3 separate regions of the Mus musculus genome follow, and all the other regions are linked to region 2. Evidence: chromatin loops called from intact Hi-C (ENCODE). Cell type or tissue: heart. All regions are shown on one strand.

Region 1 (8,000 bases), 110 kb before region 2:
CCTTAAGGATCTTGAGATTCCTGGGGAATACAATTAAAGTTACCAATAAACACAGTCTTGGTGCTTAGGCAAGATGGGAAACTGCTGGTAGAAGTACCGGATTTACACTGGGTAAAAGGTAGCTAAGGCCTCAGGTGCAAGGGAAACCACTTACAAAAAGAAATACACTGGACAGCCAGCCTTGGGGATGGGGAGGAGTCAGAAGCTAGGTGACAGCCAAGTTACCACTAGATAAACTGGTAACTTATTTTGGCCTGGTTAAATAAGGTGGAGAAAAAATAGAAAAGGAATTTAGGACTTCCAAATTGTCCATCAGATAACACCACCACTTTCAAATTTCTCTTGTTCTTGGGAGAAAAAAAAAGTCCTGATTTTATTCCTAACAAGTTTTATGCATTGTGTGCTGGTATACCAGACAGAACCTAGCTTGCTGTACTTACTGCTAAAACGTGTCTTCTCCAGGGACTGTGAACACCTAGGAACAGAAACTACACTCTGTTCTGTCATCTCGAGACAAAGGCAGATAGATACCAAGAGAGATGTATTTGAGGATGAGTGAAGTGAGCTGGAGAACATGAGTGTGGAGGGGGCAAATCAAGAAGTGATACTGAGACAGGTTTGGTGGTACACACCTTTAACCTCAACAGTTGGGAGGCAGAGACTGGTGATCTCTGAGTCAAGGCTAGCCTGATGCATATGTTGAATTTCAGGTCAGTCAGAGCAACATAGTAAGACTGTGTCTCAAAAAACCAAAACCAAAACCAGCCAAACAAAAACACAAGGGATGGAGTCTATAATCCTGAACTTTAAGTAAGCCAAAACGTGATGTTCCTGCATCTTCAGGTAAGCAGAGTAGGAAAAGATCTCTTGGTGTCAGCAAATTATCTTTCGGATACTTTCACCCCCAACTTCAGGGGTTTCTTGGGTTTGTATCTTAAGCTGGTGGCATAGTTGTTGAGCTTGCGAGGTCTGGTATCTTCCCTAGTACTACTAGAACACTGATTTCTCAACACTGGGGAAGAAGGTGCAGAGGATTCTGGCGGAGAGCCCACTGTGGAATTATCACTGGCAGACAGTGTACATATAATAGGTCTAGCAGTCCTCTGGAGGCCAAGTGTTATGACTTTGCAAATTATAACACTAAGCCTTTGGTTACCACCTGTCAAATCCCTTTGGGATATGGCCGCCTAGACACCAGGATCCTTCTAGCTGCAAATCTTAAAGGAAGTTGGTTGAACTTGAACAACATATTCCTGGTTGAAATAAGACAAATTTATTTTATTTTGGTTTTTCAAGTTAGGGTTTCTCAGTGTACCAGATCCCGAACTATCCTGGACTTGCTTTGTAGACCAAGTTAGCCTAGAACTCTGCATTGGGATTAAAGGTATGCACCACCACCACCCAGTGACACAGAAGGTGTTTGTTTTTTTATTTTGAAAGACTTAGCAATCCGTTGCTTCTTATAGAACCCAGGACTACCAGCCCAGGAATGGGCCCTCCCACCCTTCATCACTAATTGAGAAAAATGCCTTACAGCTGAATCTCATGGAGGCATTTCCTCAAGGGAGGCTCCTTTCTCTGTGATAACTCCAGCTTGTGTCAAGTTGACACACAAAACTAGCCAGTACAGATAGCCTTTTTAGTACTGGTTGAACAATCTTCCCTCTTGCCTTTGATGCTAGAATCTTACGGCAGTTAGGGTTTAGAGGTTAACGATATAGTGAAAGATCGTACTTAGAAGTTCTAAGCCTCGGCCATGCTTTACCAGGCTGCTGTCAATATCACTTCAGTAATGATGCATTGGAATACTAAACGGACTCTCATTTCCCAGACATTGTTTTGACTCTAGGCTGAGGAAGGTTTACACGCTTGGGAAGATATGCAGAGAACATGAAAGAAGCAATCCTTCAAAGCAGCCATGTCAGAAGATAGAAGGACTTTTTTTTCCCCTTACAGTGTTTCTTTCTAAAACAAAGAAATCTTCCTCTGGATGCCCTTGCAATTCAGGCTTCATGTCTCACTGGCTCATTTTCTCATGCCACTGGGAAAGCAGCAAAGTCATCCTTTATAAGACTTACATTAATGGGACTTATCCTTTGCATCGTAAGGACTAGGAAGGTTAGTTATGTCTGACAAGACAGAAGCAGGTAAGGACCTTTGGGTGGGTACCTTGGCTTATGGAGAGTAGTAGAGAGCCTTCAGCCTTGGCTCCATGTGTTCTTACAGCCCATGTTTTATATTGTGTTTGTTGCTGGTGATCCAAACACAAGTCATTCTAGAAACGACTGGTGGGGGCTGTCATTTTTTAGTGGTGTGTCTTCCCTAACACAGGAAGGAGACTACAGACACATGAAGGGCTGTAGAATAACAGTGGCAGTTGGGAAGAAAGTGAGTATTCTTAAATCCCTGAATCTCATTTGGAGGCCTCAAGGCCTTACCACACGTTACTGTAGGAAGTTTGAAATGCACTGAGCATTTGGTATTTTAATGTGCTTTGTCATGGCGACTCATGTATTCGTGTAACTATTTGATACCCTGGTATTTTTGTTGGGTGGTTCATGTAGTTTACTCCTTTTTAAATTTGGTTGTTTGTCTTAATGAGCTATGAAAGCATATAAAATTCAAGAAATAAGTTCTTTGTTGGAGATAATATGTGTATATATACACATATGTGTACATATATATGTAATTTTTCCTAACCCATGTCTTGCCTTTCGTTATGAATAGGAAAAAAACGTCCCATTTTTATGTCCAATTTATTAATGTAAAGTTAAATTTACTGTCTTTCTAACTTTTCTAGTTCATGCTTTTTTTAGTCGTATTTAAAGAAAATTTGCATTGTCTGGCTGAGGTGGCTGCTGGGATGCTCAGTGCACAGTGTTCACTGCTTCCTCTGCACCTGAGACTTTGTACTGTTTTATAGATCTTCCTTCTGAGAACCATCGATGCCATCAGGCATAAGCCACAGTTTTATCCTACTTCTTGAGCCCTATCCTTGAAAACAATCCAGCCAGCCAGCCAGCAAATAGTTAATGTGCTCTTACAGGACAGCAACAAGCATTGCTCTGGTACTGAAGGTGTGGCAGTTAACAAGATACACAAAACTTTATGTCCCCAAGATTAGGCTCATTTGGAAATCAGTTACCCCAAACAGTATTTGGCCAGGGGAAAGTCTCATACAACTTTTCATCGGCAAGAATCTCCTAGACCTTTTTGCCTCCCTACTTTAAATTTTAATTCATGAGTTTTTCATGTGGGTTTACCCTAAAACAGTAAAAGCAAAAGTAGATAGGAACCCATCACAGATATTTGTTGGATTTCACTGACTCTAAGGACGCAAATCTTCCTTCAGTGTTAAAAAAGGCAGCACCTTCGAAAAGATGAATCAGTGGTTATGATCACTGGCTGTTCTTCCAGAGAACCTAAGTGCTTCCCAGCACCCAGGATGGCTCACAACTGTTTGAACAGTTCTCAGGAATCTGCCACCCTCTTCTTGCCTCCAAGACACCAGAAGTGCAGAGACCAGACACCACCACACACATTTGAAAACAAATAAAAGCATGCTGTTTGTCACCACACCATGTTTTTCTGGAAGCTAGTTGAGCTTGCATTCATTCAAAGAACTAGTTCCAGAATCAAGAGATTGGGGGTAGGATAGGTCCTTCCACAAGTCTGAGATTTAGTTCTTATGGCTTAGGTCAATATGGATTGTATATAATCAGAGCTTGAACATGACTTTTAAGATGTGCTCATTCATCTGAGGATGTGATATTTTAAAAGTGATAAGAGTATTTCTTTTCAGTCAACAGGAAGAGAGGCAGAATTGGTGTGCTAGATGTGGCTTGGAGTCACTTCCATGTATTAAATGTTTATTATGTAGTCAGCATATTTATTAAGTACCTCAAAATTGTAACTATTGTAAATATTTTTGTTACTAACATTTGGGAGGTTTTTGTTTTTTGTTTTCCTTTCAGTTTTTCTGATGAGGAAACTAAAGTCCAAAGATAAAGTGACTAATCCAAAAACCCAAAACGGGGAGGGAAGGGATCGTGAAAATAAAATCTTTCTCAATTCTCTTTTTTAAAAAAGAAATATATGTCAAAACATTACTGGTTCATTGGGACACGGGGAAAAATACTGAATCATTGCTAAGCTTGCATGAAGTATCTGGTTTCACGAAGCCAAGTATTTTTAAAAGACGGACTATTTGCCGGATAATGAGCTGGGTCTAGTCTCCCAAAGGTTCCAAGTCAGCAGAAAAGCACCAGACTGGATCGGATCGGGGAAACTGGAGGCTGACCAATTTAGCTGTAAAAGTCTCGAGTCCCAAGGAAGAGAAGGTTTAGCAGGTGTTTAAACACCGGAAGGTCGTTTAGGTTCCTCAACGTATTGGGAGACTGTTTAAACATAAACGTAATTCCATCTGGTATACATGGAACATCCCGTTTCTTGTTCATCCGTTTAAAAACTATATTGAACTTGTGGTCACCGCCTAGTGCACGTGCTCCAAGCGGGTGTGGCAGACGGAGCTGGGAGGGAGGATGCCCTTGGCTGGTCACCCGCCACTCTCAGGTAGGATGTACCTCAGGTAAGCTCCGCGGGCAGGCAGCGATGTCGCCTCAAGCAGCGGTCCTCACCCGGGAGGCTGGCACGGGGAAAGCTGGCCTCTCGCTCGGGATTGTCGCCGTCAGGCACAGCGGGTGCAGGGCGACCGCCCATCCGCGGCTCCGCCCCAGCCAGGCACCGGCTCACCCGCCCACAGATCCCCAGACCTTGTTGCTCCCGCAAGGCTCTGGCTCCAGGCGAGCTGCCGACCCGGAGGGAGAGCGGGGCGGGATCCGGAGAGCGGAAGTGACGCGAGCGGGCTTCCGGGGGCGACCGGGAAAAGCGAGCGGCTGCGGCGGCGGGGCGGCTGGCGGGTCGGGAAGCTGCACGCGTCAGCATCTGTGGGCGACGCAAGTTCCGGACCTGGTTCCAGCGTCCTCACTCAGGACTGTCGCCGCTCTTACCTCGCTGCAGGCTGTCTGTCTCTCCCGACTGTGCCTCTTGTGCCCGGAGCTTTCCGAGGGCGTCCGCTCCTCGCCTCTGTGGTGGCACCCTTCTCTCGTGAAGCACTCCCCCCAGCTCCATGAATGGAAATCGGCTCCGCAGGTGAGGCGAGCTGCGGGACAGGGCAGGTGGGGTCGTTACCCCGATGTTGTCCCCTGAGCATCCTTGTTCCTTCCACTTCAGGTGCTGTCAGCGCACATAGTGAGGGAGTTGCGGGCTTTCAGGCCCGATGCGGGTGTCCTCTCCACAGCCCAGGGACCTACACTCTTGGGGTCATTGAGTTGGCGAAACTACAAGGAGGGCTTAAGTTTGGAGTTCTGTAGGTGATGACATCCCCCTAGAGTGCTTTCCCCTGAGAATGGAGAGAAGTTTGCCCTTGCTTTTGGAATTCTTGTTGGAAATATAAAGGGCGCGCTTGTCCTTTAACCGGGTCGTGTGTCCCATGGATGCAGAACAAGTCAGGCATAACCCTTATCTACCTATTAGTGTAGTTTGAGGATACTCTGAGATAATCAATGATTACGTTTCTAATTGGTGCTCGGGCGACGTCAGATGCAAGATGGCATTGCTCCCACCCCTGGTTCTCAGTGTCTGAGTGTGTAGTTTCTGAGGAGCTCGGAGATGTCCTGTCGCTCTGGACCACTGCTTACTAGAAGGCAGAGCTTCAGGATGCTGACACTATTTCCCCTCTATTTTCTATTCCCTGCACAGGAAATCTGGAATTTAGGATTTGTCTCTTGAGGAAAAAAAAAAAAAAAAAAAAAAGAGGTCTTGAGAAAGGAAGCCGGCCTGGATAGTGCTTGTCTTTAAAAAGGAAAAAGTAGTCAGCGATTCTAAAGTAGTTGATAGAGTAACATGAAATAGGTGTTACATAACGGCCTGCTGGCCCAGCAGTCACCCTGTTCTCCAGTTTGAAAGTTCTCTCCATCCACAAGATCAGTAATATATTGTTTTCATATATTTGGGGGATTGCCTTGTTATTATGTCCTAGCAAGTCACTGAATTTCATATCTCATCTTGCCAATTTGAAAGGTCCCCAAATATAAGAGAAAAAAAAAAACCCAAAACTAAAACTAGCAACATAGAAGGCCTTCAAATCAGTTCAGGGCATAATTGTCGAAGGGATACAAAAAGGCATTTCCTTTATTATGTGGAATTTCTTTCTACTCAGTGTCTACCATTTTTTCCCTTTCTATGTTCCATTTTTTTTCTCATATTTTCTTAACAGTGAAATATGTCTAGGCTGTGAAGTTTTGGACTCTTATTATCAATATGTGTGTTTCCAGACTGTATTTTCTATGCTTTAAAAGTTTACATTCTGTCTGTACTGCTTTTACTTTATAAGATAATCTGATTATTTCCAGCTCTCTGATTTTTACATAGCTACCCTGTTGCCAAGCCTGGAAAACTAAATATGACATTTAAGGTTGTGTTAATCATCTACCTAAAACTTTTGAAGAGCTTTCCCCCAAATTGAGTATTTTCCCTATTTGGGCTTTTTATGTGAAAATATTGACATGTGTTGATTATTTGTGATATAGGGCCAACTACTCAGTTGATACAATTAGCTAAGCCTGACTCAGTAAAATGTACCTTTTCTTTTTGGGTGTTGTTTTGATAAAATATAGAGCAGTTGATGTCTTCCCATCAGGGAAGGTATAGTTAAGATTTATTAACTAGTTTGGCAATGGTGGCTCACACCTCGGTCCCAACATTCAGGAGGCAGAGATGGTTCAATCTTTGTGAGTTGGAGGCCCGCCTGATTTACATAAAGAGTTCTAGGCCAGCTGGGGCTACTTAGTGAGACCTTGTCTAAACAAACAACAAAACAACCAAATTGTTGTTCATTGAATAAAAACAAACAAAACAGTTCTACCAGCCATGCTTGGCCATCTTGAAACATAGAATTTGTTCTTCAGTGAAGTTTATGTGTGACTGGCTGTTGTTTACTATCAGGCTCAAGGTTGTTACCATCAAAATGATTCTTTTGGTTGGGTGCAGCGACCCATGGCTTTAACCTCAACACCTGGGTTTCTGTGATTTAGAGGCCAGTCTAGTCTACATAGTGAGTTCTAGGCCAGCCAAAGCTACATAGTGAGACCCTTCGGAAGGAAGGAAGGAAAGAAAGAAGGAAGGAAGGAGAAACAGAGAGAAAAAGGGAGAGAGAGTTTTTTGTGTTGTTCTTGCGATTTTTATGTAATTGTTACAGTGAATGTGAAATTGAAACATACTTAGGAAAATAGACAACTAGGTTTTAAATTCAGATTTGACATTTTTTAGCTATGTGGGCTGGAGAGATGGCTCAGCAAGTAAGAGCACTTGCTGTTTCAGCAGAGGACCCGGGTTTGGTTCCTAGCACCATGTGGTAGCTCAAAACTATAACTTCAGTCCCAGGGGATCTGATGCCCTCTCCTGACCTCCAAGGGCATCAGGCATGCATATGGTGCACATACATATGTGCTGGTAAAACATTCATACACATAAAGCAATATAATAAATTTTAAATTTGAAAAAAATAGATATAGGTGCTTTCTAACAGTCTATTAGGTTAGTACTGAAATTTTGGTTCTCAAATTCTGTTTTCCTTTTAGTGCAATAGAGGATATAAAATATAATTATTATGTAATTATTTAGTGATGGAGCATTCCTTACTAGAAATATTTATTCTTTCTTTCCTATTTGCATGAAATATTACAAGGGTTATTTGTGAAACTAGGTCTCCTTGTGTAGATTAAAGCTGTATGCCATCATACCTAGCTCTATAAGGCATTTTTCAGTTGTCCTATACAGTCCACTAATTAGTACCACCTCAATTTCAATTTAACAACAAAAAAAAGGGAATAATTCATTTTAAATAATAATTTGGCATTTATGTTTATGATTCCTTGGGGGTAAATCTTATAAAACTTTTTTGGTCTAATTACAATTGAGTTAAATAAAATATATGGGCT
Region 2 (8,000 bases):
AAAAACAAAAAAAACTTCCTATTCACAGCTGGGTGGTGATGGCACAGGCTTTTAATCCCAGCACTTGTGAGACAGAGGCAGGTGGATCTCTGTGAGTTTGAGGCCAGCCTGGTCTATAGAGTGAGTTCCAGGACAGTCAGAGCTACACAAATTGTCTATAAACAAACAAACAACTCCTGCTTGTGTCCCATTTATGAGCTGTATATCAGAGTCTACAAAAGAGCCTGTGGTAGCTCACACCTGTAATCTCAGCACCCAGGAGGCGGAGGAAGGAGGATTTGGGTTGAGGCCAGCCTGGGTTACATAGTGGGGAATCTGGGATTTTGTTGTTTGTTTTTGTTTGTTTGTTTGTTTGTTTTAAATCTGTTCTACTTTTCCTGGGCTTAGAAACTAGCCAGCAGGATGGATCCCCCTACAAGCAAGCACCTCCCACTTCTTAGAAGGCAGCCCCACCCTCCACTTGCCTACCAAGTCCATACACCTCTATTTTTACACTTCTTTACGTTGGAAGGAATAACACACGCTGCCTGTTGGTCCCTGCTGGAATTACAACTGTGCACCAACCAGGACGCTCAGCTTTTGCTGAGGTGATGTGTCAGGCTCGGCAAGCGAGGCCCACTGGGTCCAAGGCACAGTTCACTGAGGTCAACCCTTTTTCTTTTCCAGGCTTATCTTATGTTGTCTATAAAAGGAATGCTGTTTTTTGTACGACTTCAAACAATGGTAAAATTGTTGGGCAAAACAAAATCAAAGGAATATATATATATATATATATATATATATGTTTTAGATGTGTGTCCAAGATATATTTTTTTGTTACACCACCTATTTCTGGAAGGAGACCCCGGAAAGAAAGCGAGCCTGAAAACGAAGCCTTTACTGTTCCTATGAACTATCCAGACTTTTAAAACTTGTCAGTGTAAACCGTTGATCAAAACTAAAATGTTCAGTTCCTAGATCCGCAGCTGCGCGGTTGCCTGGCTAAGCTGAGGCCCAGGTGACAGCGCAGGGGCACAGGTGACCACGCGAGGAGGGGGCGGTTGCTCGGCAACCAGAGCCGCAAACAACAGGAGTTCTCAGACCTGGGCCCTGAGGGCGTGAGGGGAAACCAGGTGAGGGGATGCGGCGAGCAGAGCAGCCGCGGCGGACCTCCTAACCCAGTTTTCAGGCCCGGGTATTGACTGAAACCCCAAAGTTGGAGCCTGTGCGCAGGAAGGATACTGTTGGACACTAAATTCTGACTCCAGCTCCTCCTACCAGGCGGCCAGCCCTCCTCCATACCAGGCGGGGCAAGGGACCCAGCCTCCCTCCCTACCCAGATAGCTGGTTAAAGCCTGGGTGTGGCGCCCAGTCCACCCTGGAAAGGAAACAAGGTTTCTTCTCCCGGATCCCCCGTGGGCCTGGCCCACAGCCTGAGAAGGGGTGATTGTTGGAAGTAGGGGTGGAAACTGGATTAAGGGGTATGTTCCCTGCCATCCCTTCAGTAAGTCACACACACACAAACACACACACACACTTTATCCTTTCCTTTACGAGCATCCTTGCATCTGCAGGCTCCAGGGCTTTGTGCCTGAAGACAGACCACTGAGGAAATACAGCTTGATTGCTAATACCTCACAGGAGGTGAGTTGGAGGGGGGCTGAGTTGGAAACCTTCCCAGCAGACTCTGCGGGAAAGGGCTTAGAGCCAAGAGGCCAAGGTTTGGGGAGAGGGGATCCAGAAAAGGCGGGTTTTCTATTCTTCTGCAGGTGGCGATCTGGAACAGGCCTAAGGGGTTCAGACCTTCGTCTCCTTAGCCATGGCGACACTAAGTTTCAAGCCCAGCGAACGCTACCGGCTCTCCGACTGGCGCACCAACAGCTACCTATTGTCCACCAATGCAGAGCGGCAGCGAGATGCTTCCCACCAAATCCGCCAGGAGGCCCGGATCCTTCGCAATGAGACAAACAATCAGGTTTGTGGACCCGCTAAGGTCCATGGGCCATGGGAGAGCCCTTAACCACAGACATTCATTTTATTTGGTTCTGTCTCTTCCAGATTGTATGGGATGAACATGACAATAGGACCCGCCTGGCTGAGAGGATCGACACTGTCAACCGGTGGAAGGAGACGCTGGACAAGTGTCTGACAGATTTAGATGCTGAGATCGATAGCTTGGCACAGGCAGGGAGCCAGGGCTGGGCATCCGCAGGCTCTGATGGCAAGGCCTATCCCTCCTACCCCATTTTCAGATCTGGACACCATTCCCTCTGCTGAGGTGAGGATGGGCGCGCTCTCCCACTGAGCATGGCCCCACCAATCCCCGTGCTCTTCCTTTCTAGGCCAAAGAATCGGCGGAGCAAAACCTGCAGGCCAAGAACCTGCCCCTGGATGTGGCCATCGAGTGCCTGACTCTGCGAGAGAGCCGGCGAGACATTGATGTGGTGAGGGACCCTGTGGAGGAAGAGCTGCTGAAAGAGGTGGAAGTCATTGAAGCCACCAAGAAGGTCCTACAGGAGAAGATCAGCCAGGCCTTCCAGCACCTCTGGTGAGGCGGGGGGGCGACCGGAGCACACTCACATGCACCCGGGGGCATCATGGGACTTGCTGGATGATACTTTCTGTCCCTCACAGCCTTCTGGCAGGAGATATTGGTCATTTAGGACTTGCTTTCCAAGGCCTACTCATTGTCAGGAACCTAGGCAGCCTTTGTTCCGCGGCTGAAAGTTCCACCATTGATCTTGGCCCCCTTATTGTAAATGTTCATGCGTGCATGTGAAGTCACATACCTGTGACTGAGGTACACTCTGAGGGACACTCATAAGGCTGTTCTGTCTTAGATGCAGCAGCACATGCATCACACACAGACACACACACACACACACAAGCATGCGCGCACACACACATACCACAAACCTTCAGTATCCCTGCAGTCCAGTGAGGCTCGCGTCCTGGTCCTTGGGAGCCATGGCTCCAGTGTCTTCTCCTTCTCCAGTCTCCTGCAGGAAATTCGGCAGCAACTCAACTCTGACCACCGGGACAAAATGGAGACACTGGAGATCGACAGGGGCTGCCTCTCTCTCAACCTCACTTCCCCAAACATCTCTCTGAAAGTCAACCCCACACGCATCCCCAAAGAGTAAGACCAGTGTTTCAGTCAGTCCTTTCTGTGTGCCTTGTGTGTCCCTGTGACCTCCATTGTTTCCTTGTGTGTCCCTAGGACCCCATTGTTTCCTTGTGTGTCCCTGTGACCCCATCGTTTCCTTGTGTGCCCCAGTGACCCCCATTGTTTGCTTGCCTCCACAGCTCCACCACACTGCAGCAGTGGGATGAATTTACTCGATTCAACAAGAACCGGGCAGAGGCCGAAATGAAAGCGTCCATAGAGTTGAGGGAAGCCATTGCCCTAGCTATTGCTCAGGTGACTAAGCCCAACTCACCTCTGTCTTTCTTTCCACACTGACCACATGTTAGCCCTTCCCTGACTTCAAACAGCAATCTCACAAGGCCATGACACCCTCTTCTGGCCTGGCTCACCCTCCTCATGCAGACCAACAATGAACTGGACGCTCAGAGGGTTGCAACAGAATTCACCTTCAGGAAGCGGCTTCGGGAAATGGAGAGTTTTTACAGTGAGCTCAAGTGGCAAGAGAAAAATGTGAGTGTCACCACCACCCCCTTACCCTCCCCCAACCCCACCACCCTGCCTTTCCCACCATGCTGTGAGGCAGGGCATAAGGAACCCTGCCCTGAAGCTTCAGTTGGGAGCCCTAGTGTGAGTCTTGCCGGTGGAGAACAGTAATGTCTGCCACAGACCTTAGAAGAGATAGCCGAGCTGCAGGGAGACATTCGGCGCCTGGAGGAGGACCTGCGTAGAAAGATGATGAACTTGAAGCTTGCACATACCCGGCTGGAGTCCAGAACCTACCGGTCCAATGTGGAGCTCTGCCGGGACCAGGTACAAGGGGCCCCGGTGGGGACCACCCCTGTCTGCTAAGGAGACCTCAGTATTACCCCTCTTCGCACGTTTCTTGTGGAACAAGCATTCTGGTCCAAGGCAGTTATGCGACCAGCTGAAGGGTCTTGCGGCTGAACTGAAAACCCCATCCTGCCCCTCTGTCTTCAGACACAGTATGGCCTCATTGATGAAGTCCACCAGTTAGAGGCAACCATCAATACCATGAAGCAGAAGCTGGCCCAAACACAGTAGGTTTAGAGAGTGGGCAGGAATAGTGGGGGGCACTGCTCAACCATGGGGCCGTAGTGCCTGCTGGTCTCTCTGGGCTTTATGCTGGTGAGATGTCCTGGCCCCTGCAGCCTGATGTAGGGCTCTGAGCTCCCGATGCTTTGCGTTACAGGAACGCTTTGGATGCCCTGTTCAAGCACCTGGCCCGGATACAGGCTGATATCGCGTGCAAGACCAACACCCTGCTCTTGGACACCAAGTGTATGGACACCCGACGCAAGCTGACGGTGCCGGCTGAGAAATTTGTGCCCCAGGTGGACACCTTCACGCGCACGACAAACCGCACACTGAGTCCACTCAAAATCTGCCAGCTGGAGCTAACCTAGGCTTTGGCGGCTGAGGGAAGACACAAGATTGGTGGGAGGGGGGAGTAGTGAGGGGACAGTAAAATAATAAAAATGGAGTTCTCAAGCCAGGCTCTTTTCTGCTACCCCATGAGAGTGGCTGACCGAGTGAGACAGTCCACTTGAGCGATGGAGTCGCCTAGACTTCATAGGGGTCGAGTCCAAAGCGACTCCAGAAGGAATACGGGTGTAAAGATACAGGTGATCGCCCGCGGGCAGCAGTGGCTTTGAGTGGGCAACATTCTTGTTCAGGTGCTTTTCAAAGGGTCCTCCGCGGGATTTTAGGGAGCTGTCGGCCGCATTTGTGGTGCCATTTACAAATGAGAAGGTAGGGAGCGCCAAAGCGAAGCGTGCGAGTACTTATGGGGCGCTGAGACTCCCAGCCGTTGAGTGGCGCTGTGGGGTAGGACGTAGGCTGAGACTCCGGGCCACAAGGGGGCGCTGTGGGGCCGCGGGGAAGAGACGACCAAAGAGGCGGCAGCATCGATGCCGGAAGTGGCGACTAGTCCGCGCGCGGATGGCGGTGGCTGCGGCGGCAGCAGCTACAGCGATGTCGGCGGCGGGGGGCGGCGGGGCAAGTGCGGCCCGCTCCATCTCGCGCTTCCGAGGTTGCCTGGCGGGCGCGCTGCTGGGAGATTGCGTGGGCGCTGTCTACGAGGCACACGATACCGTCAGCCTGGCATCAGTCCTGAGTCACGTCGAGAGCCTGGAGCCGGACCCGGGCACGCCGGGCAGCGCGCGGACAGGTGGGCGGGGCACCACCGATCGGGTCCCCACCCCTGGGCGAGGGGACCGAGACTCGGGGGCGCGCGCGCAGACTAGGCTGCCGAGGTGGAGGCTCCTGCGGCGAGCTCCCACGAAGTCACGAGGCTGAAGGCCCCTGGATCGAATCGGTTTGCTCCAGCTCTCCGTGGTTGTAGGTCTCCAGCCATGACCACATTCAGAGCGCAGGCCTCGCCTAAAACCTTGGCTAGAGCCAGTTCCCGCGTGGCCAGTTCCGTCGTGACCAGCTTTCTCAAACTGCTGGCCCGATGTGGGCGTCGGCGAGGGCTGTCCCTAGCCTGTTAAGACATGTCCCTTCCTTTCGCTTGCAAACGCAGCTTGTCCTCAGATTCCAGGTCAGATGTCAGTAGAAGACTTGGTTCTTCTTGAAGAGCATGTAACATAGTAGAAGGGGGCCGTCGTCAGAACCCCAGAGGACTCCACGAGTTAAGAGGCATTTAGAGGTAGGGGAAGGAGCGAGGAAGGACGGGGTGTGCCGAGAAGTAGGAAGGATGGTAACAAAACCAGAGGAAAGAATTTCAAGACTAGGACACTGGTGTGTTACAGAAAAGTCAGGGTAGTCTGGACCCAGAAAACCATGTCGAGTTGGTCGAGAACATGGAAAACGGGTGTTAAAGGAAGCAGAGATAAGACAAATTTTATTTCATTATGGTTTGGTAAGATGGAAAAAAAAAAGGTGTGTTTTAGGTTGAGTGGTAGTTGGGACCCTGTGGCTGCAGGAAACACATTTTAAGAGGGTCTGAGTGGAAAGAACTGACAGAGTCCAAAGGAAGTTCTGGCCTCCAGCAGTGCTAAGTCCAGGAGTTCAACTCCTAACTAGCTTGCTTGGTTCCTCTTGGCCTTGAGTTTCCCTTTGGGGGGAGCTCACTTTGGCAGTCTCCTTTTCCTACAGTATGGTCCCAGTAACACTGCAGAAGAGGTTCTCCTTGGGGCTGGAGAGATGGCTCTGCAGTTAAGAGCACTAACTGCTCTTCTAGAGGTCCTGAGTTCAAATCCCAGCAACCACATGGTGGCTCACAACCACCTGCAGTGGGATCTGATGCCCTTTTGGGGGTGTCTGAAGACAGCTACAGTGTACTTACATATAACAAATAAATAAATCTTTAAAAAAAGAGAGAGAGAACGAGAGAGATTCTCCTTTGCTCCAACTCTACGAACATTGCAACTTGAGTCTGGAGCCCAGTCCTACATAAGGGACTGGCAATAAGAGATGGATGCCTTCAAGTTGCCGTCTAACTAGGCAGGAGGTCAGTCCTCCAGCTAGGACTAAAGAAGAACGGCTCCCTCAGGAAGACCAGGGCACAGAGCAAAAGGAGGGAGGACACACAGTGCCCCCTCACTCACAGACATGTGCTGAGCATATAGAGAGAAGGGCAAAGAGCAACACCTGACCCCAGTGAGCGAGGGTGACCTTTACCTATGACCAGGCTGGCAAAGACTAGGAATGTGTTTACAGCTATGAACGTGGGACACAGGGGCCACCTGAGAAGAGGGGAAATGGAGTTTGAACAACAAGGAGGGAGTGGACTGGCTATCTGAAGGATCCGGGAGGCACTCATTAGACGAGTCCATTCTCTGTAACTGTCTTCTCTCAGTGAAGCAAAGGTCCTGTCCTAGCAGGTTAGTAGCCTCTTTGAGTGTGGCATGTTAGAAGTATCAGAGTAGGGCTGGGCGCACTCTTTTAATCCCAGCACTCGGGAGGCAGAGGCAGGTTCATTTCTGAGTTTGAGGCCAGCCTGGTCTACAGAGTGAGTTCCAGGTCAGCCAGGGCTACACAGAGAAACCCTGTCTTGAGGGGTTAAAAAAAAAAAAGTACCAGAATATGAATGTGGTGCCACACACATGTGACACCACCACCCCCACCCCCCAGCACTCCAGCACTTACAAGAAAGAGGTGGGAATATGTCAGCAAGTTTGAGGTCAGCCTGGTCTACACAGCCCTGGGCGAGATAGGACTACTGACAGTGAGACCCTCTCTGTCTCAGAAACAAAGGGGGCTGCAGAGATAATTCAGCAGTTAAGAGCATGAAGGCAGACATACCCATCCAAACACAAACTGAAAGGAGGAGGCGATTCCAGAATACCGGAAGCTAGGGGAGATGAAGATGAGGTGGGTGGGGGTAGGGAGCAGACCTAGCTGCAAGGGTTTGAGCCAAGTGCTAGGATTGATTGGTCCTGAGCCTGCAGGGGAGCCATGAGATGGAAGATGGGAAAGGATGGGAGCAAACTGGAAGAGACTTGTGTACAGATCGAATGAATTGAAAAGGAGGCAATGTCCTACTTAAGAATTTGTGGCAGCCAGGCAGTGGTGGCGCACGCCTTTAATCCCAGCACTTGGGAGGCAGAGGCAGACAGATTTCTGAGTTCGAGTTCCAGGACAGCCAGGGCTACACACAGAAACCCTGTCTCGGAAAAAAAAAGAATTTGTGGCAGTGCGTAAAGCCACACTGGAGGTGGAAAGCATATAGTCCAAGCAGGCTAAGATGCTGAGGAGGGAGGGAGGAAGGGAGTGGAAAGTTTCCCTTCAGAAATCAGGGCTGGAGAGATGGCTCTGAGGTTAAGAACACTGACTGCTCTTCCAAAGGTCCTGAGTTCAAATCCCAGCAACCACATGGTGGCTCACAACCATCCGTAATGAGATCTGATGC
Region 3 (8,000 bases), 150 kb before region 2:
GAGCATTAGGAATGCTGATAGTTCCCATGGTGTGTGTGCTGATTCTGACCTTTGCACCCTCTGCTGACACCTTTCACTTACCCCTCCTTTGCCTGGTTAATTTCTGCTCATTTCTCTCATGCCTCTAGGAAACTTACCCTGATTCTCCTAGGCTGGATTAGACTCATCTCCTTACACTTTTTACGGCACACCCATGTGTTTCTGTCATTATACTGAAGGCTTCATTGAAATTGCCATCTGTGTTGTTTTTCTGAATTGTAGAGTTAGCTCAAATCTATCCTTGTATCTTTGTTCGTCTGTATCTTTATTTGTCTAGAGTATAGAGATTTGGGGGAGGAGGAAGGCTGATGCTTAGGCTTGGCTGCAGTACCAAGCCCGGCAGTCATTACTGCTTTTAGTTTGTGTTTGCATTGAGGGTTTGGTCTCTCTCCTTTACTAGTTTGTTTTTTTTAATGGCTTCTTTTTTAAAAATTTTTTTATTTTTAATTTTTTTCTTGGATATTTTCTTTATTTACATTTCAAATATTTTTTCCCTTTTCAGGTCTCCCCTTCAAAAGTCCCCTCCCCCTGACTCTCTGAGGGTGCTTCCCGACCAACCCACTTCCATCCTCCCTCCCTGGTATTCCCCTACACTGGGGCATTGAATACTCTCAGGCCCGATGGCCTCTTCTCCCACTGATGTCCAACAAGGCCATCTTCTGCCATATATGTGGCCAGCACCATGGGTGCCGATCCCTGTGTATTCTTTGGTTGGTGGTCCAATCCCCAGGAGCTCTGTGTGTGTGTGTGTGTGTGTGTGGCACTGTTGCTCCCTCCATGGGGCTGCAAACCTCCTCAGCTCCTTCAGTCCATCCTCCATCAGGAACCCCCCCAGCCCCCCGCCCCCCCAGCTCAGTCCAATGGTTGGCTGCGAGCTTCCTCCTCTGTATTTGTCAGGCTCTGGCAGAGCCTCTCAGGAGACAGCCATATCAGGCTTCTGTCAGCAAGCACTTCCCAGCATCCACAATAACATCCGGGTTTGGTGGCTGTATCAGATCACTTGATATGGTTTCTTATCAGATGCACTTTCTAATACAGATCACAAACATCTCCCTGTTTATTTCTTGATCAAGCTGGATAGTTTATCATCATTGTTCTTAATTATAACTAGTCAATTACTACTGATTTCCTTGAATTTTCCATTTACTTTTTTTTGTTCTCATTCTATTCTCTCTCTCTCTCCTTCTGTTTCTTTCCCTGTCCCCCTCCTTCCCTTCCCCTCACCCCCCACCCCAGGTGTCTCTCACTGTGTTGCCCAGGCTAGTAGCAAACTCCTGGGCTCAACAGATTCTCATCCTCTTGCCCTCATGAGTGCTGGAGTATGGGCACGTACCACTGTGCCTGTATTCTACAATGTTTTTAATGTTTAGAAGAGGAGAGCACAGATGGGGATACAGTTTTTTGTTTTGTTTGTTTCTTTTCTTTTTTCTGTCATTCTTCCTATTTCAGTTCTAAGAAGTTGTGAGAGGAAAGGTGAGTAGACTGGTACCCACAGATGGTAGGCCTCTGTGTGTTGGCAGTGGACAATGAAAGGGTTGAATGGGGAAGAGAGTGCGCCAGTAGAGTTCCAGGGATGTATATTTAGAGCTAATGAGTGGCCAGCAAGATGCACCCACCACTGAGCTTCATGACCTGAAATTGGTAACTGTGACCTAGATTGCCCTCTGACTTCCACATATATGCTACGGTGTGAACACACAAAACAAAACATAATTTAATAATTAAAAACCAGAGACCCTGAGTGTGTCAGCCTGAAAAACAAAGTGCTCTCTGAATTTCCTTCTACCCCTTTTCTTAGCTGAGATGGGGGTGGGCATCATAATGGTGGGGGCAGTCTGTCTGCAGAAAAACTCTGACAGCTGGGCCAGAGTGTGACACCACTGTACCCTTTGGAGGTCAGTCAAAGGAGTGATCAGTTCCTTTCCTTAAAATAAACATAAGGCTGAGTCTTAACAGAAGGAGACTCAGAGGGAGACTCAGGCTTTTGGGGAATGCTTTCCTTCCCACTCACTTAACCCAGGCAAAGGTCTTAACTCAGGCCAAATGTCTTGCTATTTCTAAACGTTGTTTTTTGTTTTCTCTATGCTCTATTTAATTCAGCTAAATCCAAATTTACTAATTATCATAGGCACATATTTGCTTAACAGCGAATGAGGCAGAAATGTATCTGATATGATCCATCTTTTAGGAACTTATTGTGTGGGAGGCAGATAGTGACTGATAGCAGCTGCTCCTGTGGTCCCATCCCTTTGGGCTCTGTTCTGAAGTTTTATTAATTCTTGTAATGTTCAAAACAGCCAATGATGTAGCTACTACAGCACCACCATTTTACACAAGAGGAAAGTGAGAAACAGAAAAGCAAAATGGTTTGTCTAATGTTGCATAATTAGTGAGTGGCAGGCTAAGGATTGAAGCCAAGACAAGCCAGCTCTAGAGCTTTCTTCTTAGTCCCTGGAGAGCACTAGTCCTTAGTGTGGCCCCCAGCTTAGCCATATCTGCATCATCTGAAAAGTTATTACACACACACACACACACACACACACACACACACACACACAGAGAGAGAGAGAGAGAGAGAGAGAGAGAGAGAGAGAGAGAGGTTTGTTTGCTTGTTTGTTTGTTTGTTTGTTTGTTTGAGATAGGGTCTCACTCTGTAGTCTTGGATGTCCCAGAACTCACACTAAGTAGACCAGACTGGCCTTGAACTCACAGAGTTCTGCCTGCCTCTGCCTTATCAGTGCTGGGATAAAGGCCTGCGCTACCCCACCCACCTGAGACATACATCCTTTTACTCAGCATAAGGCCTATGACTCACTCCGAAGGCAACTCACAAGCTGAAAGGAAGCTAGGCATACTAAAATGAATGTCTTTAAGTTCATCTCACTAGTAAGGTGTGAACATCATCCATCTCCTAAACTCCTTCTCCTTTGTATAGCATCTGATGTAAGGTGAACATTGAAAATACATAGAAGCTGGGAGTGGTGGTGGCCAGCTTTCATTCCAGCACCTGGGAGGCAGAAGAAACTGAATACTGTGATTTGAAGGCTAACCTGATCTATATAACAAGTCTCAGGCCAGCCAAGAGCACATAGTGAGACCCTGTCTCAAAAAAATGTGTGTGTGTGTGTGTGTGTGCGTGCGTTTGTGTGTGTGTGTGTGTGTGTGTGTGTGTGTAAGTTACGTTTGAGCTGGGTCTCTCTGTAATTACCCCATCAGTGCAGCAGACCAAATGAGAAGGTTATGTGAGACGATCAAGGAATTAGCTGTGGTGCTTCTGGCAAGGTAAGAAAAGGGTACCCACACTAGAGACTATGAGAATGACAGGGAATGCTTTGAGAGCACTTCATAAGGTAAGCATGTCAAGACACAGTTGAATATAGCAAATAGACAAGGGAGACAGGAGCTGATATTTTTGGCATGGAGATGCAGTTCACTGAGACAGGACAAATATATGTATTTTGTAGGGGAAAAAGAAAGGGTTAGGTTTGGACTTAAGTTTGAATTGTTAGATCCAGCTGGAGCTGTCCAGCAGACAGTAGGAAATATGAAGCTGCAACATGGTAACGTATAGATATTTGGGCATTAAAAGTGGATGAAGCTGTGAAGAGGCAAGGGGAGAGTAGAATATAAAATTCAGGTCACTACAGTGAACAAAACAAGAGGAGCCACTGAAGAAAGCTCTTCAGGACAGACATTAGGAGACTTAAGAAAATGTGAAAGCCAAGGAAAGTCTTTTTTTTTTTTAATTTTTAAGAAGAGATATAGTTTCAGATGCTGCAGGGAAATAATAGGAAATTAGCCTTTGGGGTTTGACACAAAACGTCATTAAGAGATTTGGTAGGAGCAAACGTTCTGCAGACGAAAAAGTGGAGGCAGGTGCTTCCTGCAGATAGAGAGCTCTGTCAGTGTCAAAACTGTTACACCGGCCAGAATAGGCAAGGTTTCTAACACATTTGTGGTCTCAGCGCCAGGCACGCAGCCTGGAAGGGTGGGTGGCATTAATGAGATCAGCGACTAGGGACACAGAAAGACTGACTTAGCAGAGGCAGTCAAGACTTAAGGGTGAGGGTGATTGGGAGAGGTGGGAGGCAGGGCCTTTGAGTGATTGGGTGTTGGAGGGGGAGAGGGTCGGGGAATGGGTGGGAGCCAGGCTCTGTGTTGATAGCGGGGCTGTGGATAGGTTTCCAGAGATCTGTTTAGGGAAAAGACAGGGCCCCAGGCTGCAGCCGGGGAAGGGGTGTCGCCCAGCCCCTCCCCTCTTACGCCACTGCGCGGCTCCGCCACTGGAGCCCTCCCGCCAGGCTGCACGGCTACGAGTGGCCGCCAGAGGCCGCTGCACGGTCCCCGCGCCCCCGCCCCTCTCCATTGGCCTTTGTTGCCGTCGAGCGCCCCGCTTGACTCGTTCCCGTCCGCCCCATGGGCCCATCGGTCGCGCCTGCGCACTGGCAGCTACTCGGGCGCTAGCAGGGGGAGCTGCTGCAGGCTCCGCGGCGGCGGCAACGGAGGCTGCGGGGGCGACAGCGCGAGCGGCCGGGCTTCGGGGGGGAGCCGAGCCCGGCCCGGGAGCCCGAGCAGTGCAAGTGCGAGGTACCTAGGCCCCTCACGCTGGACTCCTCAGTCTCCCGGCCGCCTGTCCTCCGCACGGGTATATGGGATGGAAGCGGGACCCTCGGGAGCAGGTAAGGGCCCTCGGGGACTGGGAGCAGTGTGTATTCCAAAGCCCTATAGGCTCTCGCGGCATAGAGCATGGTTGCAGAGTGAGGAGAGGGGCTCTCAGGGGATGGGGGGCCCATTTTGAAGGGGGTTGTATGCAGTTCCGGCTGAGAACCATGTGAAGATCTGAGACCCGGGCTGTTTGTCCTAGGAAGCAGTATACTGTCCCGAGGGTGAGAAGTAACCTGGGAGAAGGGCCTGAATGCACGGTGTCCTTCCGTGAGGTCTGGGGAGGCCTATGGGGAGGCCCGGCAGGTGGCAGGGGGGCGGGCTCCAGGTGTCCTGGAGAGGAGGGGGGCGACACAGATGGGCCTGGAACTACCGCCTGTCGGGGGGCGGGGGCTCGGCCGTGCTGGGCTGGGCTAAGCTAATGTCTCTGGGGAGTAGGCGCCGGGGCTGGCCTCTGAGCTCCGCCCAGCTGGGCCTGAAGCGGGGGTGAGGGTCAGGGGGCGGTGGGTGGGGATTTAGACCAGGGATTTCCCCCCTTAGATTGGGGACTTGAGTGGTGGCGCGGGAGCATGCGCGGAGGTACCAGCCTGAAGGGCTGCCCTATGTGGTGGGGGCGTGGCTGTTGGAGTATCCCTCCTGTGCCCCTGGGTTTAGGAGGAGTGTGCAGTCTCGCAGATTCTGTTTGCGTAGTACAAATGGGAATTGCCTTCTGTCTTGGGGGAAGGGTGGGGGGCGGTCTCTGACACTTGGTCCTTAAACCCCGGAGTAGCAGTTTGTCAAAGAAAGGGTCGAGGTCAACTGCCAGAGTGCATTTTCTGCTGCATGAGGATGGACGGGGACCAAAGCCTTGCTTTATGAGCTACTTCTCTCAGAAGATAGGCCTTAGGAAAGTGTTGGTCACTGAGAAACTAGGCCCACATGTTTTTCAAGTTTCTAGACCACTCCTGAGAAGAGATGGGAGCTTTTAATCTGAAGATAGTGCCCTCCTTTTCCATGAATTGACTCTATATCACAATATAATCTCTCTATATACCTGTGCCTCCTGTTTCCTAGTGGATCTTTTCCCACGTCAGGAGCATGTCATTAGACTCAAAGCTGCCAAGCTTGTCTGCCTGATAGAAACAAGTTGTTAGGCAGACACACTGGTGGCGCACGCCTTTAATCCCAGCGCTGGGGAGGCAGAGGCAGGCAGATGAATGAATTCAAGGTCAGCCTTGTCTACAGAGCGAGTCCCAGGACAGTGTCTCCAAAAAACAAACAAACAAACAAACAAAAACAACAACAACAAAAAGAAAACCAAAGAGGGGAGAGAAGAGGGAGAGAGAGAAGAAAAAAGAAGCAAGATGTTGGGGGTGGGGCAGCATTGACCTGATAATAGCTCTAACTTACTTTTCCTATTTAGAGGATACACACACACACACACACAAGGAGGAACTGATCTGTAATGTGTACTGATTGTATTTTCCCAAACACAGATAGCCTTGTTAGGTAGAGTGTAAATCCTTATTTTCTAGGTTGGAAACTACTACCAACAAACCCGGGGACTATAGAGTAGGACCCACGTCCAGACAGACTGACGAAAGCTTATGTCCTGAATTGCTAATGGTTTTATCCTGACGAGTGTCTGATGGGTTCTGGGGTGATGAAGAAAGGGGGCTTGTTTGTTACAGGACAGAAGGAAGCTGCCAGGTGAAGGGCTGGAGAACTGGAGTCAGCTGGATCATTGGGAAAATGCTAGTGGCGTCATCAAAAGACGGAATTAAAATTCAGGCTGGGAACTCTGATGGAGGGACCCCATAGCTGTTTCCTTCTGGGGCTGGACTGCTGTTCTTTTGGAAGGTGCTGGAGTATTCTGAGAAGACTCAAAACACTGTTGCTCACGTCCAGATGTGCCTTCAGTGAACTGGTGTGTTCGGGCATGGCCTGGCCTGAGAGTGCCTTGAGGGTAGAGGTGCTGTCCGACTTATCTGTGTGACAGTGCAGCAGTTGCTTGGCGTCTGGAGGGCCTGACACAGAGAGCATGTTTATTAATTGACTCAGATCATTCAAGTGTGAGCATATGGTTAAACTCATGTGCCTATTCTGTAATTTGTGTCTATGCATGTGGGTGGTTAATGTTTGTGGACAGATATTTTTCGAGAGATCGGCCTCAGTCCTTGCTTGCCCACCACCTGATTGACCGAGGGTACACGCCCTCTGAGTAGTCGGCTGGCTTCTTTAGAAGATGTGTGAGCCCCTGAGTCGCTGGGGAGGAATCCTGAGCCTGGGCCTTGAGCTCGGTTACTTTTCCTTCTCAGTGCTTGTAGGGGATGGGGGAGGGGGAGTGTCATTTTCAGGGCCCCTCCCTTCTTGCTTTTGTCTGCAGGGAAGGGCCCCGCCCCTTTCCCCCTAGGCTGGAGCTTTGTCCTCTGTGCTGGGGCCCTCATCTGCATCACAAAGTGGCCGTCTGTCCCTGTCTGGGTCTGAGGGGAAGTGTCTTCCTTTCTCAGACTAAAAGCTGGGGGCAGGGCGAGGTTGGGGAGTAGAGACTGTACAGCTGTGCAGCTTTCCTGGGGACAGAATGGCAGAGAGGTAGTTGTTTCCTCATGCCTTCTTTCCTAGTTTGGGGATGAAGTGGAGATGTGTTCTCCGTTTTCCCTGAATCCTGGACAGGAGAGTGCTCTTGGGCTGGCACTGGTGTACTGTCCATTTCTGGGGTGGAGAGCGCCCTGAGGGGAGTGTCTGTCTCAACTCACACCCTATAATTTCTGCTTTGCCCTTGGTTCTAGAGGGATGTCTTTCTCCCAGAATTTCAACTGATTTTTTTCAGTTTAGGAGGCAAAAGGTGAATGGGATCCTAGAACTTGGGAAAGGGAAAGATCTATCCGAAAGGGGGCAAGTGCTTCTCCAATGCAGAGTTTATGATTGTTCGTTCGGGACCGTTGCGAGTGTGGTTGTGTAGTTGTGTACTCTTGTGGTGTGCCTATGGGTAGACTTGGTCATTCATTTCATATGGGTATACTAAGTACCTGTCTTTGTGCCCGGCATTAGCTTGAGCTGTGACTAGGTCAAGTATGGTCCTCTTTTTGAAACACTGAGCTGAGGATGGTGAGTGTATGTGCAACAGTAAACTTTAAAGAGCTAGGATGTGAGAGGGGTGTTTGTTAGTGGGCTTGTGCGCAGTGTCCGCTCAGCTCTTTCTGGGATAGGTGTGACTAGTTTAGTTCCTTTGCCGCTGAGTTCTTTGGGCTGGACTTGCATGCTCCTCTGTGGAAAGGGGCTGGGGCTGATTTGACAGGTGGTTAGAGGGAGTCAAGTCC

What was found. Peaks named below come from ENCODE experiments on the same cell type or tissue, not always from the same donor. Only the 100,000 strongest peaks of a DNase experiment are listed, where the experiment ranks them.
Region 1: a loop joins it to region 2, with 2.2 times the contacts of the local background. A loop is called at or near these places in 5 of 42 quality-filtered maps.
Region 3: it touches region 2 in a loop (2.6-fold over the local background); 2 of 42 quality-filtered maps call a loop at or near these places.

What each region holds. Positions count from the first base shown.
Region 1 is chr4:126,426,419-126,434,418 of GRCm38, reverse strand. It overlaps Ago3 (argonaute RISC catalytic subunit 3), which reads left to right and starts at 4,877. Exons shown (of 19, transcript NM_153402.2): 1 at 4,877-5,151. The coding sequence starts at 5,133. In heart, no CTCF peak of the experiment used is centred here; a DNase peak (open chromatin) is centred at 4,808; H3K4me3 peaks cover 2,194 bases; H3K27ac peaks cover 1,625 bases.
Region 2 is chr4:126,318,757-126,326,756 of GRCm38, reverse strand. It overlaps Adprhl2 (ADP-ribosylhydrolase like 2), which reads left to right and starts at 5,054. Exons shown (of 6, transcript NM_133883.2): 1 at 5,054-5,315. The coding sequence starts at 5,087. Tekt2 (tektin 2) reads left to right here and starts at 1,069. Exons shown (of 11, transcript NM_001357262.1): 1 at 1,069-1,112; 2 at 1,554-1,623; 3 at 1,749-1,954; 4 at 2,038-2,163; 5 at 2,322-2,527; 6 at 2,975-3,118; 7 at 3,286-3,400; 8 at 3,530-3,637; 9 at 3,794-3,937; 10 at 4,106-4,185; 11 at 4,338-4,636. The coding sequence starts at 1,799. The coding sequence ends at 4,551. In heart, a CTCF peak has its summit at 4,980 (motif pointing right); DNase peaks (open chromatin) are centred at 3,906, 4,446 and 5,006; H3K4me3 peaks cover 3,015 bases; H3K27ac peaks cover 1,313 bases; H3K27me3 peaks cover 4,157 bases.
Region 3 is chr4:126,465,115-126,473,114 of GRCm38, reverse strand. Ago1 (argonaute RISC catalytic subunit 1) reads left to right here and starts at 4,532. Exons shown (of 19, transcript NM_153403.3): 1 at 4,532-4,718. The coding sequence starts at 4,694. In heart, no CTCF peak of the experiment used is centred here; DNase peaks (open chromatin) are centred at 4,424 and 5,194; H3K4me3 peaks cover 2,919 bases; H3K27ac peaks cover 2,572 bases.